Regions from separate parts of the Homo sapiens genome. Here regions 1 and 2 are each linked to region 3. The links are chromatin contacts, found by Hi-C or POLR2A ChIA-PET in ENCODE. All regions are on one chromosome and are shown on one strand. The core of a region is the stretch at or near the end of the contact, and the rest is flanking DNA. Distances in the headings are between cores, read along the strand shown.

Region 1 (3,421 bases), core at 240-2,739, 39 kb after region 3:
TATGTCTTTCCCCATGGAAATCTTGGTGCCTGGTGTCTTGGAGTGTGAAAGCAGAGATTCTTTCAGGTTTCCTGGCACGAGGGGGTTGTTGTGGGAGGTTCTCTCTTCACCCTTAGTGAAAGTGCTTTGGAAACCTGAGCCAGAAGCAATGGCAGAGGAAGTTCCTGGTGTGAGGAGCTTGGATGCTGGCTGCCTTTCCCCCATTTAGCTCTCTTGGGGCCCTTGGGGAGAGTTGTGCTGTGGTTGGGTGAGTGCGTGTTTGGGGATGTGGGTGGGTCTTGCCTGGTCTCTCAAACCCAGATGCTCATTCAGGTGCAAAATTCAGTGTTTGCTCAGCAGTGTACAAGCCTTGTGTTCTGGCATCTTTTTTTTTTTTTTCCTGGTGACATCTGTTGTACAGGGAGTGACTCTCCCTCGGTAAATGGTGTATTGTCAGTTCCTCCACTCCAGCGTACAACCAACAAAACAGGATGGCACTGCTTGGAGAAAGATGGCTGGCTGGAAGCATCACAAAATGGCACTACAGCCTATTGGGGGCGACCCTGGAGTGTCACAGGGGTACCCCAGCAAGGGCAGGAGCTCTCCTGAAGCAGCTTCTTCATGCCTCCTGGCTGCTTTTGTGCCATCATTTTCCAGATTCTTTTCTTAATCATGAATTAGCTGAGTTTTCAAGGTACCAAAAAGCCCAGCTAGGTGAAAGGAAGTAGAGAAAGGGCCTCTGATATGGTGTCCCAATGAGTTTTTTCACTTAAAGGGTCATGTTGAAGTCACCCAGAGAGACAGGCAGGGAACCTCACTTGGGTAAATAAGCAATGGAGTGAAAGATTGAAAAATGTGGTCTGAATTTTTTACTCGCATTGTTTCGGAGCCAGTTCCTATTCTGTCACTTCTCTCTGTGCCCCACCCTACCCTTCTTAATGACTTATTTGTACTGGAAAGCAAACTATTAATCACAAACAGAATAGCTCTGTAACTTCCAAACAAACACAGAATAGTTCTAGGGACTGTGAAAAAGCCAAACCCTTGGCAGAGATTTGGAAATGTGTTTCTTTTATATATATTTTAGAAATGCCACCATTTGTCCTTAGGCACAGAAGGTTCCCTTTAATTAGCGGTGAATTTCCTATTTCCCTTTTCTTCCTGAGGCATCTATAAAGCCCTGGCCTAGTAAAAGGCAGGTACACAGCTCTCAATTGAGCCCTATTGATGTGCTAGTATAGTTTTAATTGTGTTGAGATTTCCTTGCCAAAGTGACACATGCAGAAGCATTTTAAAAACGTATAGGGTTCGTAACTCTTTCGCTGTCTAGAGCTCTTGAATTATGAATGTCTCTTCTGCTGCCTGTTCAGTTCTTCTGAATCTGTAAAATTACTTTAATAACCTGTGTGGGGGTAATGTTAATATGTTTGCTCAGTAGTGTGAATTTATTAGCATTCCTACCCCACTTCAGGGAGCTGGCTTGGCCCTTTTGATACAAGCCCTTGGTTGCAAGAAGAGGCAAATTATGGTGGTGTTTTTTTCCCCCCCTCTCCCTTCCACCATTAGCAATCATTCTGTTGCACAGAGTACGTGATAAATCAACCACAGGAGAGTCAGATTTGCCATAACATGACATTACCTATCAGCTTGTCAGGTCTGAGTTGACTCTCAGCCTTTTGGGCTGTATATTTCTTCAAAGTCTAGTGCCAGTTTCTTAGTCAGCTCTAACTAATTTCAGAGTGGAAGAGAAACTTGACTGGAGTGCTGTTTGGGATCTGCTTTTTAATCCTGGTCTGTTTAATGTTTGCTCCTGACAGTCTAGGCCAGACATCATTTTAATGGTATGTGTGGTGATAAAGCCAATAAACTGTCAAGATGATTGATAATCTAAGCATTATAGCAATATGACTTTCCTGTTCTCCTCTGTGCTTTAGATGATGGTTTCCAAATTGAATTCCTACAGTGTGTGCTGTATGAGTGTGCCTGTCAGAGGCTCCCCTAACAGCGTTTGAAGGAGGTAGCTGTGCTTAATGTAAGATTTTTAGTCCTCAATTACCCACACAAATATATTTGCATATGTGTTGGTACCCTCTAATTTGGGAAACATTAAGAATTTATGACTCTGCCCTTGTAACAGTCCCCCAGCAATTTATGGGCACTGGTGGAACTTTTTATTATGTCTTTATGGTGTTTTTTCACCTGGCGTGCATCTTAGATTCCATGTGGTTGATTCTGTTATCTGTGGTTGAAAGACATTACAGATAACAAAGTGCACTATATTAAAGGCAGGCTTCTGGTTTCCTTTCCTTTTCTCTTTGTTTCTTCTTTTTCTTTTAATTTAGCAGACATTTTTAAGCATCTGGTCCTCATCTCATTAATCAGACTCGACCAGGTGTTTTAGGGTGGTGACAGTGGGAGTGCTTGGCTGCTGTTTGTTGGCCCTCATGGGCCACCGTTGCTGGCTGACATCTCCTACCCCGTTCGTGGTGCAGTGTTGTCTGGGAGCAGAAACCCACGTGGCTAGAGAGGTCGAATGGGCTGTGTATATGTGTATATGTGTGTGTGTGTAACACTCTTAAGCAATTTTACCAGGAGGAAAAAGAAAAAAATAAGCAAATATTAAATTCAAAACTCATATTATGCTCAAAATTTCCTTTTACTTTCTGCTTCCACAGCATGTTTTTGTATGATGTGACATGTGCATATTATTTAGTCTTCTACTTTTAAGATTGTGTCTAGAAAGACTTTAAGACTGTGGCTCTCTGAGAGTTACAGAATACTGATGCCAGAAGGGTGTCTCTGATACCTGTTGACACCATGATTTGCTGTATTTCTTCCAGGCCTTATTTTACAGATGACACTGAGCCCCAGAGAGGTGGGTTGTCTTGATTGGTGGCAGAACCGGGACTAGCATCCATGTTTCTATTTGAGGTCAACTATCCTTTCCACTTCATTATTTCCTTTCTCTTCATTTAATGCTTATTTTTCTTTTGGTCAGGAGACACTGGGAAGTCACTTCAGTTTTCTGGCCTCAGTTTCTCTATCTGCAAAATAAGGGATCTGAATTTGCTCACTTCTCATGTTGAACCACTTCACCTTATCTCCCGGTGTGTGGATGAACTTACAGCCCCAGTCTTGAGGCTCTTACAGCCTGTCTGAGGCAGAGGGCAGACCGCATGTGGGGCTACTGATTGTGTGACTCTGAGGAAGTCATCTGCCCACCCAGTCTATTTTTTCCTCCAAAACAGACAGGGTTGCCCTGAGTTCAAATGGGAGACCAGAAACAAAAATGCCTGGCAGAGTACCTGGCACAGAAGAGGCAATCAATAAATGTTTGTGTGACAGGATATTTAATTTGAGATAATCACTGAGCTTTGCATTTCCCTTTACTTTTGAAAATCTTCATTTCTTTGGACCTCTTGCCATTCCTTCCTTTCCCTCA
Region 2 (3,119 bases), core at 8-2,507, 64 kb after region 3:
TGAGCAAACCTGAGGGTCTCAACAGCCAGACCCTCCCAACCCTGTACTCCCATCCTTTGTTGCTTTGCAGCAGGAGCTGAGTGATTGGCACAAGAATATGTGGTGATGACTGGTTTGTTTTGTACAAAGCCTGGTTGTAAGTGCCACAGGGGTTTAAAAATGAGGTGGTGTTTGACCTTGGTTTTCTCTGGCTCTAAAGCCAGCACTCTTGTTCTCTGGACAGGGTCTTTTAATCACCTAGTGTATGTTCAGTTTTAATGTAGATACAAGAAATGAGACATACATTTCCTGCCCACAAGGAATTTACAGTCCAGCTAGGCCAAAAGGAATTGGCCTTAGAAAGTAATCAGTGATGCTAGGTGCGGTGGCTCTTGCCTGTAATCCCAGCACTTTGTGGGGCTGAGGCAGAAGAGTCACTTGAGCTCAGCCTGGACAACATGGCAAGACCCTGTCTCTTAAAAAAAAAAAAAATTGGTGTGCACCTGTAGTCCTAGCAACTCAAGAGGCAGAGGTGGGAGGATCACTCGAGCCCAGGAATTTGAGGCTGTGGTAAGCTGATTGCACCATTGCACTCCAGCCTGGCAGATAAGGGAAGACTCTACCTCAAAAGAAAGAAAGAAAAAAAAAAAAAAAAAAAAAGGAAAGAGCCAGTGAGCAGTACAAGGGGGTGTTTAAAAATTTTCTTAAAGGAAACCAGTGTCCCCTTTTATGACCTCTTGGGCTGTTATTTGTCTTGTTGCTGTCTTCATTATTTTCCTAACATCTCAGATTTGTTTGCCTGCTAGAAGTTTGACTTTTCAGCCAGATCCCGAAGATCTTGGGGAGAGGTGACAAAGGCATTCCTGGTTGCCAGATTCCATCATGGTTCCACAGCCTCAGTTTCCATGTTTTTCTTGTGCCAAATTCTGGAATTTTTGATCCAGGCTGCTTGCTATCTTTGAGCATTTGGGGTTCTGAGTCCCCAGATGTAATTTTTGGGCCTGGGTGTTAACACATTGAAGGCAGAGGAAAGGGCTTGGGGAAAGTGCCTTTTCTGCTGTTGGGAGAGACCAGTTTGCCAAACATCAGGCTCTGCTTTCTAGGGGCTGGAGGTGTATTCGGGAGACATCCTCAGGTGTGCATGCTGGAGAGAGGACTGGTGGTGACATTGGAAAATCTTTCTAGCTAACTTTGTACTCTTATTCATTTCAGACTTTTTTTTGTTGAAGTCCTGCTTGAGTCATTCTCAGTATGGTTGAGACACACTGAGTTCTGCTTGAGTCATTCTCAGTAGGATGCAGACAACCTGCATCACTCAGATCCACTTTGTTAGAAATGTCGATTCCCTGACCCTACCCTAGACCTGGTGGCTCAGAGTCCCTGGGGTGGGACTCAGGAATCTGTATTTTTAATGAGCTCCGTGGTTGATCCTGATGTATATTCAAGTTTGAAACTACTGGTTTGTTTTGTATGAAGCCTGGTTTTGGGCACTGTAAGCAATTAAAAGATGTTTGTCCTTGCCATCAAGGGGCTCACTCTCTCGTGGGAGTGACAAACCTCAAATAGCTAAGTATAATATTAATACAAGACAGAACACAGCCACGTTTGTGGAGTATGCCTTATTACTCAAAGAATGCATTTTATAGCAAGTTGAAAAGAAAGGTACTAGGCTGGTAAATTTTGAAAAGCATATCCTAGTTAGTGAGATTTTATGGAAAGAGAAGTCACCTGCAGAGCTGTAGAATATTCTGCGTTCTTTCAACTGAGAGGATAACAAAGAACATGGTAGGAGTTGGACTACATAAAAGTTAGTTTCAGTAAAGGCTGAGATATTAGTATATTTAGATACCACTCTTTGTTTACCCTTAAAATGGACTCCTCATTTTATAATGACATTTTAATGAGGAAAACCTATATACAAATGAAATAGGTAACAATTAGGGGTGGGGTAACCCAGGGTCTCTTTGGATCTACTTCAGGAAAAGGCTGACAAGGGAGCCTGGGAGAGTTTCGTGCAGCAGAGAAAGCATCAATCCTGGGTGGAAATTTTGAGTTATTTATAAATGAGTTTTTATGGGTCTGAGTAAGAGACACTTCTGGGCATACTCATATTTATTGTTTCTCCCACTGACTTGGTTAAAAGTAGGTAAATAATAAATTATGTCATTGCACATCTATGTTTTCTTGTCTCTTGATGTGCAAGAGGACATCACTTTCTGGAAAATCATGGAGTGGGAAACTTTGAAGCTTATTCTCTGGTGTCTTGTGTTTGGGATCAGGCAGTTGTAGCAGTCTGCTGCTGAGTGAGCCTTTCCTTTCCCTTGCTATCACTGGGAGAGTTGGGCCCACTCAGAGGATGAGAGGAGAGAGAGAGTCAACGATATTCCACAGAGTGCAGAGAGAGTAACAATTAATTGCACCTCCTTGGAGGAGGTGACGTTTGGAGGGGACTTTGTCAAAAGACAAAATAAAATGTACATGCGATATGTGCAACATATGAGGACTCTATATTGCAAGTGACTCAAACTGGTTTCAACAGTAAAGGAAATCTATTGCCTAGGTGTTAGGGTAGCGTTCGGGGCAGGTGGGTGGATCCAGTGGCTCAGATGGTGTCCTATAGAACCCAGTTTCAATCTTCCTTCTCTTGGCCATTCCTGGCATCAACAGGCTCTCTTCATGCTCTCTACATCAAAGGTCTCTGCACATGTAGCATAAGTTAGGTCTTTTACAGGGAATATAATATATGAGGGTGAGTATTTCAAGTGCCCTGATGCGCAATTGTGAGGTGCTTATAATGCAAACCTGTGTCTGTTTGAGATTCAATTCAGCAAATACCTTTGAACAGCTACTGGGTGCAAAGTGCTGTGTGTGGCAGTTAGTTGCCCATCACATTTGGTGGACAGTGGTCCTCCTGGGACTTGCTGTCATGTGGTGTACTTTAAAACAGAAGTTAAGAAAAAACAGTGAAAAATGCTACCATTGAATTGGGTGGCATTTAAGACTGTTTCTAGCCGTCCTGACTCTTAGAACTTTGCTTTCTCGGCAATATTGTGGGTGCATATATTTGGCAGGGGGGGATTCTAGGTTTATGAGTCAACCTGAGGAGTAAGAATGGAAGATGACAATAGTTTCTGATCTTT
Region 3 (3,362 bases), core at 859-3,358:
GAAATAGGTGACTGCAACCCAGCCAAGGGAGGACATCCTGAGGGATGCATCAAGTACGACGACGTGGACATATGGCAGTCGGCCCATCCTGGAGGGGGTGGAAAGGGGTCCTGGAGTCAGAGTCTGAAGCGACCAGTAGGCTGAACCGTTCAGGAGGCTGAGGAGGACATTTCAGGCAGAAGGGCAAGTGTGAGCCATGGCAGGGAAGGGTGGAACAGTTGCAGCCAAGGCTTGGCTTGCCCTGGTGAGTGACTTCCCCACCTGCCATTATTTGACCAGCACAATATTTGGCCCCTAGTTGTCTCTGTTTATTCAGAGAGCACACACTGAGTGTCTAAGTTGTGTGAGTAACTGTCTTAGGTGTTTGAGAAGAAGAAGACCTCGCCCTCTGTGCCTCTTATTTGCCCCTGCTCTTCTTTCTCTTCTTTTTCCCTCCTGAATTTTTCCCACGTTTTACCTCTCTTCAAGATAAGGAATTGGGTAGGAGAGGGAAACAAAGGGTGTGGCCTCCCCAACAAGTATCTAAAGTGATGGGTTCCTGGAAGACCCCATGCTTGTGTGTGGATAAATTGTGGGGACAGGACAGTATACCAGACATCAAGATCGCAAAGTTGGGCAGGCACAGTGGCTCATGCCTGTAATCCCAGCACTTTGGGAGGCCGAGGTGGGCAGATCATGAGGTCAAGCGATTGAGACCATCCTGGCCAACATGGTGAAACCCCATCTCTACTAAAAATACAAAAATTATCTGGGGCTGGCGGTGCATGCCTGTAATCCCAGCTACACAGGAGGCTGAGGTAGGAGAATCGCATGAACTCGGGAGGTGGAGGTTGCAGTGAGCCGAGATCGCGTCACTGCACTCCAGCCTGGTGACAGAGTGAGACTCCGTCACACACACACACACACACACACACACACACACACACACACACAAAGTCGCAAAGTATTGCTCAGTCATACTTAGGTAGAAATGGCTGATAGTGGTATAATAATCTCCAAGGATTATCTGCATGTTTCCATAACTGATCCTAATGGTTGAAGTATTAATGATGGAGCATCAGTAGTCTGGAACCAGGCAAAAGTATTTGATTTTAGGGGAGAGGTTGGGGCATTGATAATAGCCCCAAAGGACTTCACATAAATGGTTGTCGGTTTCCCCCATACATAAGTTCCTTTGCTTCCCGTGGTCTTTAGTTAACTGAATCCTTTTTTTGGGGTGCGGGGCGGGGTTAGGGAAGACTGTTGGCCATATCAAAGGATGTAAAAAGAAGGACCATTAGGACTCCCATGCTATCTTCATTTCTTTGTTATTGTGTGGTCATTGCATGTAGGGGACAGGGCAGCTATAGTATCTAATCACAGAGATCTTTCTGGAAAGAGCCCTTCCAGAAGGAAGATTTGCCTTAAGAGATACCCAGGGTGATGAAACAAACACCTCAGCAGTAGACTCCCCTTTGCTGTGGCCCCAGTGCTCATGGGTTAGAGGTGGTTTGGAATTTTCTTTTGCTCTTAAGGTTCTGCACCTGAAGTGATGCTAGTCACTTTTTGGTCCAATAAACTTGGAATAAAAGGAAACTTTTTTTTTCTCCAGAGTAGGTTTTCACAGGTCTTTGCGGGGGGCTGTCGGGCACAGGATTTGGGAAGGGTCAGGGTGGGAAGAGAATGCCAAGCCCTGCTGGGGGTGGAGTGGGGAGATAGGGGCCTGTCTGCATTACTAGTCCATGGCGGCCGTCCAGCCTGTGGCCTCTCTTGCACAAAGGCTTCGTTCTGATTAATGGCACTCATGTCTTGGAGGCATGGATTGTATTAGACCTTGTTTAAAAGTGCTCGCTATACATTCACTTCCCCTGGAAGTGCACCAAACTAGGACGAGAGGAAAAAAGGGAGCAAGAGAAAGGCCCTGCATTTGGAAAGAGTAGACAGAAAAGCTTTTTTTCATAAATGCTTTCTGTAACTTTCTGTGCTCTTCAAGGCATTATCTCTGCAGAGCTCCTATGGGAGAGCATGGGGAAAAAGTGAAGACAGACGTCTTGGGAAAGAAAATGGGTTTCCCTGCCAAAACTGGGAGATGGTGCTGGCTCTCTTGGCTTTTTAGAAACTCCAAGAAATCTGCTGACATTTTAAAGGAAAAAAAAAGAGAGAGATGATTTATGATGACATCACATGTTGCCCAAGCAGATCCTGTGAGAGGAAAATGGCTTTTATAGAGAGCATGTTGCAATAAAGAAACAGTGAGTCACTGGGGGAGCATCACCAATTGAAATGCCTTCAGTTATTTGCCCTAACTGGCCCCCAGTGCAACCAAAGACATTGGCAGCTTCTGGGGCCTTGCTCTAAAGAGATTCAGCTCTAAAGAGAGCTGAACCTAGAGCGTGTGCTGCTTTCTGTTTCCACATCTCCCTTTCCTTCCCAACCCCTTTCTGATGACTGATTTCATCCTGCATTTGTTTTTAGCTTCCTGTCAGCTAAGGTGGGTGTGCAAGTGTTGCACTGGCTGCCCATGTGTGTGAGTGTATGTGCGTGTGTGTGTGTGTGTGTTTGTTGAAGGGTGTGCCACCCCATGTATCAAGTGGTGGGCAGTGGAAGAGGATGGTAGCATGAGGGGAGCCAGAGACTTCCTTGCTTTCCTTGGAGTTGCAGAACAATGCTAGACTTTTGCAGAGGGGTGAGTGTTTCTGCCGTGCTTGGAAGAACCTGGAGACTGGTATGGGATGAGGGATCCAGTGTGAGGCCTATGGGTGCACACGGCCTTCTGGGCCTAGGAACCATAGTAACTGTGCTTTAAGCTTCAAACAAGGTGCAGAGCTTGGTGTTGGTCTCCATGGACTTCTCTCCTCTTGGTTGTCTATTGTGTGTGGTGGCTCACCACCTGCAGGGCACTAACCCTGAATCAGCAATAGGAAGGAGTCTAAGAACTAGTCTTTGGTGGCCCCACACTTCTGGTTCTTGGATGCACCTCTCCCCTTTAATAATACTTTTCCCTCTTTTCCTCAAGACTCTACTACCTTCCTGCATTTCCTCTGCCACCATCAACATGGTTTGAGGACCAGGTCAGAAACCCTTTTGTATTAGGGTTGAGTTGCCAGAATAAGTTCTGCCTACGTTGCATTTATTTGCATTTCAGTGAAGATCAAAACATAAAGGTGAGGCTGAGTGTGGTGGCTCACACCTGTAATCCCAGCACTTTGGGAGGCCGAGGCAGGCAGATCACTTGAGGACAGGAATTTGAGACCAGCCTGGGCAACATGGCAAAATCTCGTCTCTACTAAAAACACAAAAATTAGCTGGGTGTGGTGGCAGGTGCCTGTAATTCCAGCTACTGGAGAGGCTGATGCATGAGAATCACTTGAACCCAGGAGGTG

Evidence for each region. A loop is a pair of places that touch in the nucleus more often than their neighbours do. ChIA-PET counts read pairs that join two places held with the same protein, here RNA polymerase II (POLR2A). Pooled maps may share reads with other maps.
Region 1: a map of sigmoid colon shows a loop between it and region 3 (4-fold over the local background). The contact joins two enhancer-like sites. A Hi-C loop is called at or near these places in 4 of 168 maps with a recorded cell type or tissue (CD14-positive monocyte, Caco-2, esophagus muscularis mucosa and 1 more) and 3 of 50 pooled maps. POLR2A ChIA-PET finds 5 or more read pairs at or near these places in 2 of 52 experiments (GM12878 and SK-N-SH).
Region 2: a loop to region 3 is called in a map of PC-3, with 9 times the contacts of the local background. The contact joins two enhancer-like sites. A Hi-C loop is called at or near these places in 3 of 168 maps with a recorded cell type or tissue (CD14-positive monocyte, PC-3 and ascending aorta), 1 of 37 single-sample maps with no recorded cell type and 3 of 50 pooled maps. POLR2A ChIA-PET finds 5 or more read pairs at or near these places in 2 of 52 experiments (GM12878 and common myeloid progenitor, CD34-positive).

What each region holds. Positions count from the first base shown.
Region 1 is chr10:75,506,747-75,510,167 of GRCh38, forward strand. All of the region lies in intron 2 of LRMDA (leucine rich melanocyte differentiation associated), which reads left to right. Among named protein-coding and RNA genes, the nearest start is that of MIR606, 44 kb to the right of the region's middle. Within about 2 kb of position 1,490, at least 3 of the 41 ENCODE cell types and tissues checked have a DNase peak (open chromatin) inside an H3K27ac peak, as active enhancers do.
Region 2 is chr10:75,531,439-75,534,557 of GRCh38, forward strand. The region is part of intron 2 of LRMDA (leucine rich melanocyte differentiation associated); the gene reads left to right. Among named protein-coding and RNA genes, the nearest start is that of MIR606, 19 kb to the right of the region's middle. Within about 2 kb of position 1,258, at least 2 of the 41 ENCODE cell types and tissues checked have a DNase peak (open chromatin) inside an H3K27ac peak, as active enhancers do; they include CD14-positive monocyte and PC-3, where a contact is called at or near this core.
Region 3 is chr10:75,467,068-75,470,429 of GRCh38, forward strand. The region is part of intron 2 of LRMDA (leucine rich melanocyte differentiation associated); the gene reads left to right. Among named protein-coding and RNA genes, the nearest start is that of LRMDA, 37 kb to the left of the region's middle. Within about 2 kb of position 2,109, at least 10 of the 41 ENCODE cell types and tissues checked have a DNase peak (open chromatin) inside an H3K27ac peak, as active enhancers do; they include CD14-positive monocyte and PC-3, where a contact is called at or near this core.